Linked DNA regions of Mus musculus: region 1 is linked to region 2. Evidence: chromatin loops called from intact Hi-C (ENCODE). Cell type or tissue: gastrocnemius. All regions are shown on one strand. Each heading gives the region's core, and the rest is flanking DNA. Links, peaks and the distances in the headings are about the cores only.

The links. A loop is a pair of places that touch in the nucleus more often than their neighbours do. Peaks named below come from ENCODE experiments on the same cell type or tissue, not always from the same donor. Only the 100,000 strongest peaks of a DNase experiment are listed, where the experiment ranks them.
Region 1: it touches region 2 in a loop (6-fold over the local background); 37 of 42 quality-filtered maps call a loop at or near these places.

Annotation. Positions count from the first base shown.
Region 1 is chr19:21,746,200-21,749,119 of GRCm38, forward strand. No RefSeq gene overlaps it. Among named protein-coding and RNA genes, the nearest start is that of Gm41818, 24 kb to the left of the region's middle. In gastrocnemius, for the core only: a CTCF peak has its summit at 1,404 (motif pointing left); DNase peaks (open chromatin) are centred at 1,392 and 2,274.
Region 2 is chr19:21,375,932-21,378,851 of GRCm38, forward strand. No RefSeq gene overlaps it. Among named protein-coding and RNA genes, the nearest start is that of Gda, 95 kb to the right of the region's middle. In gastrocnemius, for the core only: no CTCF peak of the experiment used is centred there; no DNase peak of the experiment used is centred there; H3K27ac peaks cover 1,841 bases.

The DNA.
Region 1 (2,920 bases), core at 50-2,549, 370 kb after region 2:
TTAGCCTCTTCAGGCTCCTCATGGGGTCATAACGTTGGGTTTTGTGCCTAACACAGGCGAAGTAAGCACTTGCTCTGTCACTGGTCTTAAATAATCATATTTTTGTTTTGATATTGTGGCTATTCTTGAGTTAAGACAGACTTTACTCTAACGTCAGTGTAATAGCTAAAGGTCTAGCTCAAGGCCACATGTCATGACAGACAAGGTGGGCTGGGTTAATGGATCTGGATTCTGATGCCAGCTTAGCAGTCAATCAGACCATCTCAATACTCCACCCTCACAGGGTCTTGGTCCTCTGGGAAAAAACGAAGCAGTTGTCAGTGCCTTCCAGGTCAAGGGGTGTCTGATTCTATTTCTGATTTTCTGTAATGCAGTCAAGGCAGAGAATGTCAAATCTGGCTAATAATTTGCTGTTGACAGGGCTAACAAAGAGAGAGGCAAACACCGTTTTGAAAAGTGTCTCTTTACAGCTGTAGTTCCCTTCCTCCTCCTCCTCCCCCTCCCCCTCCTCCTCCCCCTCCCCCCTCCTTCTTCTTCTTCTTGATAGTGTGAGATATTGATGTCATTTCTTTATTTTTCATTTTAAAAAGATTTTTTAAAATAATTTTGGTTATGCAATATGTGTGACTATGGGGTGTGTGTGCTCGTGCGGGCATGTTCCACCAGAGAACACTAGATGCCCTGGAGTTACAGTGGGTTGTAAGCAGTTTGGGGGTATGCTGGAACCCTAACTTGGATCCTCTGCAAGAGCAGCCAATGTCCTTAACTACTGAGCTCTCTACCCAGCCCATCGTTACTTATTCTGTAAGTATCTAGAATAGTCTTTCTCTATTTTCCCTTTCCAAGAACTACCTTTTGTGGAGAGAGAAAATGGAAAATATATATATGAATAACTCTTACATTGAACATGTGTAATAAATGCCAAGGATGAATGAGATCCTCCTTAGGAGATGGAGGAAGAGGTCTGTGAAACCAGCCTGGGCTATATGGAGAGGCTCTGCTCCAAGAAAAACCAAAACCCAAATCTAAGATTCCAAATTCAACGTGATTTTGTTTATACAAAGTGATGGTAGAGTTGGTCTAGCAGAAGAGAAACAGAACGACCTTATTTCTGCTAACATGTCCCTCACTCATCATTGGACATTGATAGAAATGTCCCCAAACGGCCATTAACTATAATTACAGTCTGGGTTCTCATTTGGACCAAGGGTGTACTCAGGCCCTCTTAGACTGATGTTGAGAGATGTCTTACAAAATCTTGACGTTCCACAGAATTGTGTAGGAACAGGCCAAGTAGCTTTGATCTCCACACACTGCCTGCATTCACATTCATTTCAGAGACAGCCAAGAGGTAAGATGCTAATGAACTTTAGCTGCTGGCCCTGTGTGCACAGGGCGCCCTCTGCTGGTAGAGTGGAGCAATTCCTAGGAAAAATAGCTGCTAGCTGAGCATTCACTAAATCATATCCTTATAGTAGCAAATATTTTCCTGATAGCTTTTATTTGTCTGTTTCCTATACTAGTTACTTGAATCATAGGTAGAAAATAGTAAGCCGAGCAGTGGTGGCGCACGCCTTTAATCCCAGCACTCTGGAGGCAGAGGCAGATGGATTTCTGAGTTCAAGACCAGCCTGGTCTACAGAGTGAGTTCCAGGACAGCCAGGGTTACAGAGAGAAACCCTGTCTGGAAAAAAACAAAACAAAACAAAAAATAGTATACATTAATCTACAGTTTAATGATGCAAGTTTGCATGGCAATATGAGATACAATAATTCCCTTCTGGGAATTTAATATGTGATGAATAAAGTTTAATCATTTATGAAGTTTAACAATAATCATAAAACACTTTTCAAAAGAATTCTCCTAGTGTGTTGATGATGCAAAACTCATGACATCCAAGATATTTTATTGGAAATGAACCCAAGTCATTAAATAAACCTACTACTTTGTGTTTAGCTAAGTAGCATTAAATGAGCTCCCAAACGCTTACCAGATAGCACATCTCTTAACCCTCATCCAAGAAACTTATTTTTTGTGGTAGATGATGATGAGTACAGAGCTCACAACTGGTCAGTGTGCAGACAGTAGTTGACTTTGGAGTGCTCTGCCTCAAGGAGACAGCTGTAGTACATGCTTGGCTCCCAGTGCTAAGGGATCATCCAGGAAGAGGGGACAAAAGATTGCAAGATCCAGGGGCAGCAGATGGCTAGAGCCAATCAGTGATTTCTGGACCTGGGGGAGTCACACTGGCTGTAACTGCACGTACAAGGTGCAGCTAGACGAATTCTCTGCATGGATAGGGAGGTGGTTAGGCAATCCCACAACCAACCCAGGAGCCAGGCAACTGATGGATGTTGTGAGAAGCAGAGATAGTTATCTGCTGAGAAGTGGTCCCTGAGAGGCTATCCACGCTCCAGCAGATGGTCCTACACCCAATCACCAACAGGCAAAACTAAGTGGACTTAGTGGGGGAAAAACAAAAACAAGAAACTGTGAGGGAATAGTTGGGGTAGGAAGGGACAGGAAAGATATTGAAGGGGAGGGGACGAGGGGAAAGGAGGGATTATGTCAAAATGCTATATGCTCATATGACATTCTCAGTGAAAAAGGCATATTTGTAACAGAAAAGTGCCAAAGAACGTAGACAACTGTGCTCTTATGTATTCATAACCTTCCCTGAGGCTTGAACTTGGCTTTTGTTTTTTTAACCTTGATCTGTTTCTTTGAAGATGTGTCACACAAGCGTTGGCTTCCTGGCCTGGAACTCACTACACAGCTCTGGGAGAGCTACAGTTTATACTTCTCCTGCCTCCTGAGGGATGGATGGGGTTGTACCACAGCTGATTTTGACTAAAAATCGTGAATATCTGATGTGCAGCATCTTCTTATTTAATACTTACAATTTTTAAATAGCAACTA
Region 2 (2,920 bases), core at 205-2,704:
ACGAGCCATTATGCCCAGCCACTTACAATTTTTTTAAAAATTACTTGAATTTTAACTTAATGTTAATATAATATTTTATGGACATTTCCAAATTGGCATAAAACTCTTACATGATTATTCTTTTGACGTGGTTTTCCTCATTTGGAAAAGGAGGGTTCACAACTTGGTGTATATTTTGCTTAACCAATTACACTACACTTAGACCAAATGGTAAAATCTGTGTGGGGGGGGGGCGGGGGTGTGTGTATGTGTTGTTGTTGTTTCTAGAATTGAACCTAGAACCTTGTACACAGTAGGCAACTATTTTACTATTTTGTTACAGCCTGTTATAACATATTTTTGTTTTATTTGTCAAGAATAAAACAGGGTCTTAATAAGACTGGTTGGGATCTTATGGCCTTCCTGTTCCTGCTTCCAAAAGAGCTGGGACTACATGAGTACGCTCTCATGCCCAGCATCAGAAAACATTTTGGCTAATATTTTTCTCCTTAAATATGCTGGCATGTTGCTATGATAACAATTAGAATGTCCTATGCCGAAGTCTCTGAGAGACTTTAGGGGAGTGGGCATGTTTGAAGCAAGCATATGGACCAGCTGACTGGGAAGACATTTTTTTTGTGGTAATTAGGTCTCCCTGCCCTCCCAGGGCACTGCTCTCAACTCCCAGTTGTCAACATCCCATGGACTACAGTCAACTATAACGAAGCCTGTGACTCTGCAGTATTCTACTTCCAACCCTAAAGGAGCCTGGCCTCCAAACCATGCCAGCAGCAGGTTGGGAACTGGGTTCTGTAACAGAGTCATCTACCTTTTCTTTAATCGTTATACAAGTAGAATGTCCTCTGATAGCTGTAGTGCATTTGGCACCTGGAAACTCTGCTAGCTACAGCAGAAGACCAGCCAGATATGAGTGCTGTCCCACTTTTGTCCCAGATTGGCACAGTAGGGGAGGACAAAGCCATGTTATGGAGTGGGATGGATCTTCTGTGAGCATGCCAAGGCCTGGTCATGAGGCACATTGCTGTGGAGGAAGCTAGAGAAGGACCCAGCCAATTAATTATGTCTTATGTTCAAACTCCATCTCATGTCCAGCTTGTCCTCAGTTTGAACTCAGTAACTGGAAAAACCACAGCTTGTTCCAGGAACCAAGACACCCCCAAGTTACAGCCACTCCACCCTTGATAAGGGGAAATGCCTAGTGTCATGCCCAGGACAAATGACTCATGTTATATTAAAGTTTATGGTGCTAGCTAAAATTTTATGCAAGCTATGCTTTCGGAAATGTCAACCAATCATGTAACTACCAAGTTGAAAAGCCCCTTACCCAGCTTAAACTGTATAAAAAGCAAGACTGATACCAGCTTAGCATCTTCCATACCCATGCACTGGAAAGGTTGGAGAGGCCTCAGCTCAACCTTGAATAAAGACTCTTTGCTTTTGCACACAAGTTAGACTCCTGGAGATCTTTGGCAGTCTGGGGGGGCTCTAAAGTCTGGGCATAACACTTAGTAGTCACACCCTTGGGTGAGCCTCACCTTCTGAGCTGTCCAAGTGTCTTCAGAAACAGAGATGCTTCATCTTATAGAGGTCCTGGAATGTCCCTGCATTTGACGCTCCTCTGCTTGTTGGCATTTAGTTAGTCTGGGTAGTACATAGCATTGAAGGGCCTCCAGAGGTACACAGAACCTTGGGTTCTAATGCTATACTAACAGTGTCTAAGTGTCTTAGACAATACTTCATGGATTGTAACTGACTGGGTCCTTCACTAGCCTCTCCACAGCAATGTGCCTCACAGTCAGGCCTTGGCATGCTCACAGAAGATCCATTCCATGGCCCAGCTTTGTCTTTCCCTACAGTGTCAAATGGGGCCTGTCTTCGTCAGGGTTTCTACTCCTGCACAAACATCATGACCAAGTTAGGGAGGAAAGCGTTTATTCAGCTTACACTTCCATACTGCTGTTCATCGCTTAAGGAAGTCAGGACTGGAACTCAAGCAGGTCAGGAAGCAGGAACTGATGCAGAGGCCATGGAGGGATGTTTCTTACTGGCTTGCTTCTCCTGGCTTGCTCAGCTTGCTTTCTTATAGAACCCAGGACTACCAGCCCAGGGATGGCACCACCCACAATGGGCCCTCCCACCCTTGATCACTAATTGAAAAAAAAAATGCCTTTACAGCTGAATCTCATGGAAGCATTTCTTCAAGGGAGGCTCCTTTCTCTGTGATAACTCCAGCTTATGTCAAGGTGACACACAAAACCAGTCAGTACAGGGTCAAATGTCCTCTTATCATTCATGTCTTGCTGACTGGGAAAATTTCTCCAGTCTTACAAGTAGTCTTTGGTTCATGGAGTCATCTTCAAAACAGTGACTGCTTTTACAAATGGACCTGGTCATTCCTCAGCTGAATTTGTCCTTACTAGTTACTTACTCTGTAAGTGGCATCTAGTGACCTTTGTATCTCTTCACTCCCCCAGGCTTCTATCATGAGTGACTAGTTCCTAGCACATTTACCACATGGAAGGGAGCAGGAGACCCCATCAGTCAAAGCTACAATGAGATCCTGAAGAACTAGGTAATTGCCACCTAAGCAAATGTATAAATTGGTTCTTTTTTTTATTTTAATATGTGTAGTGGTGTTTTGTCTGCATGTATATGCGTGCATCGCCTGAGTTCAGAGGCCAGAAGAGGGTGTTGGATCCCCTAGAACCGGAGTTACAGATGGTTGTGAGCTGTGCTAGGAATTGAACCTCGGCCCTCTGGAAAAGCAGCCAGGACTCCTAGCCACTGAGCCTTCTCTCCAGCCCCATAAATTTGTATCCTAAAAATATTTTTAAGTATGACATTTTATCAAGACACGAAGAGCAGAAGAGTTCACACATGCTTCGAGTGAGCTATGGTTTCTTTAGACTTCAATCATGTC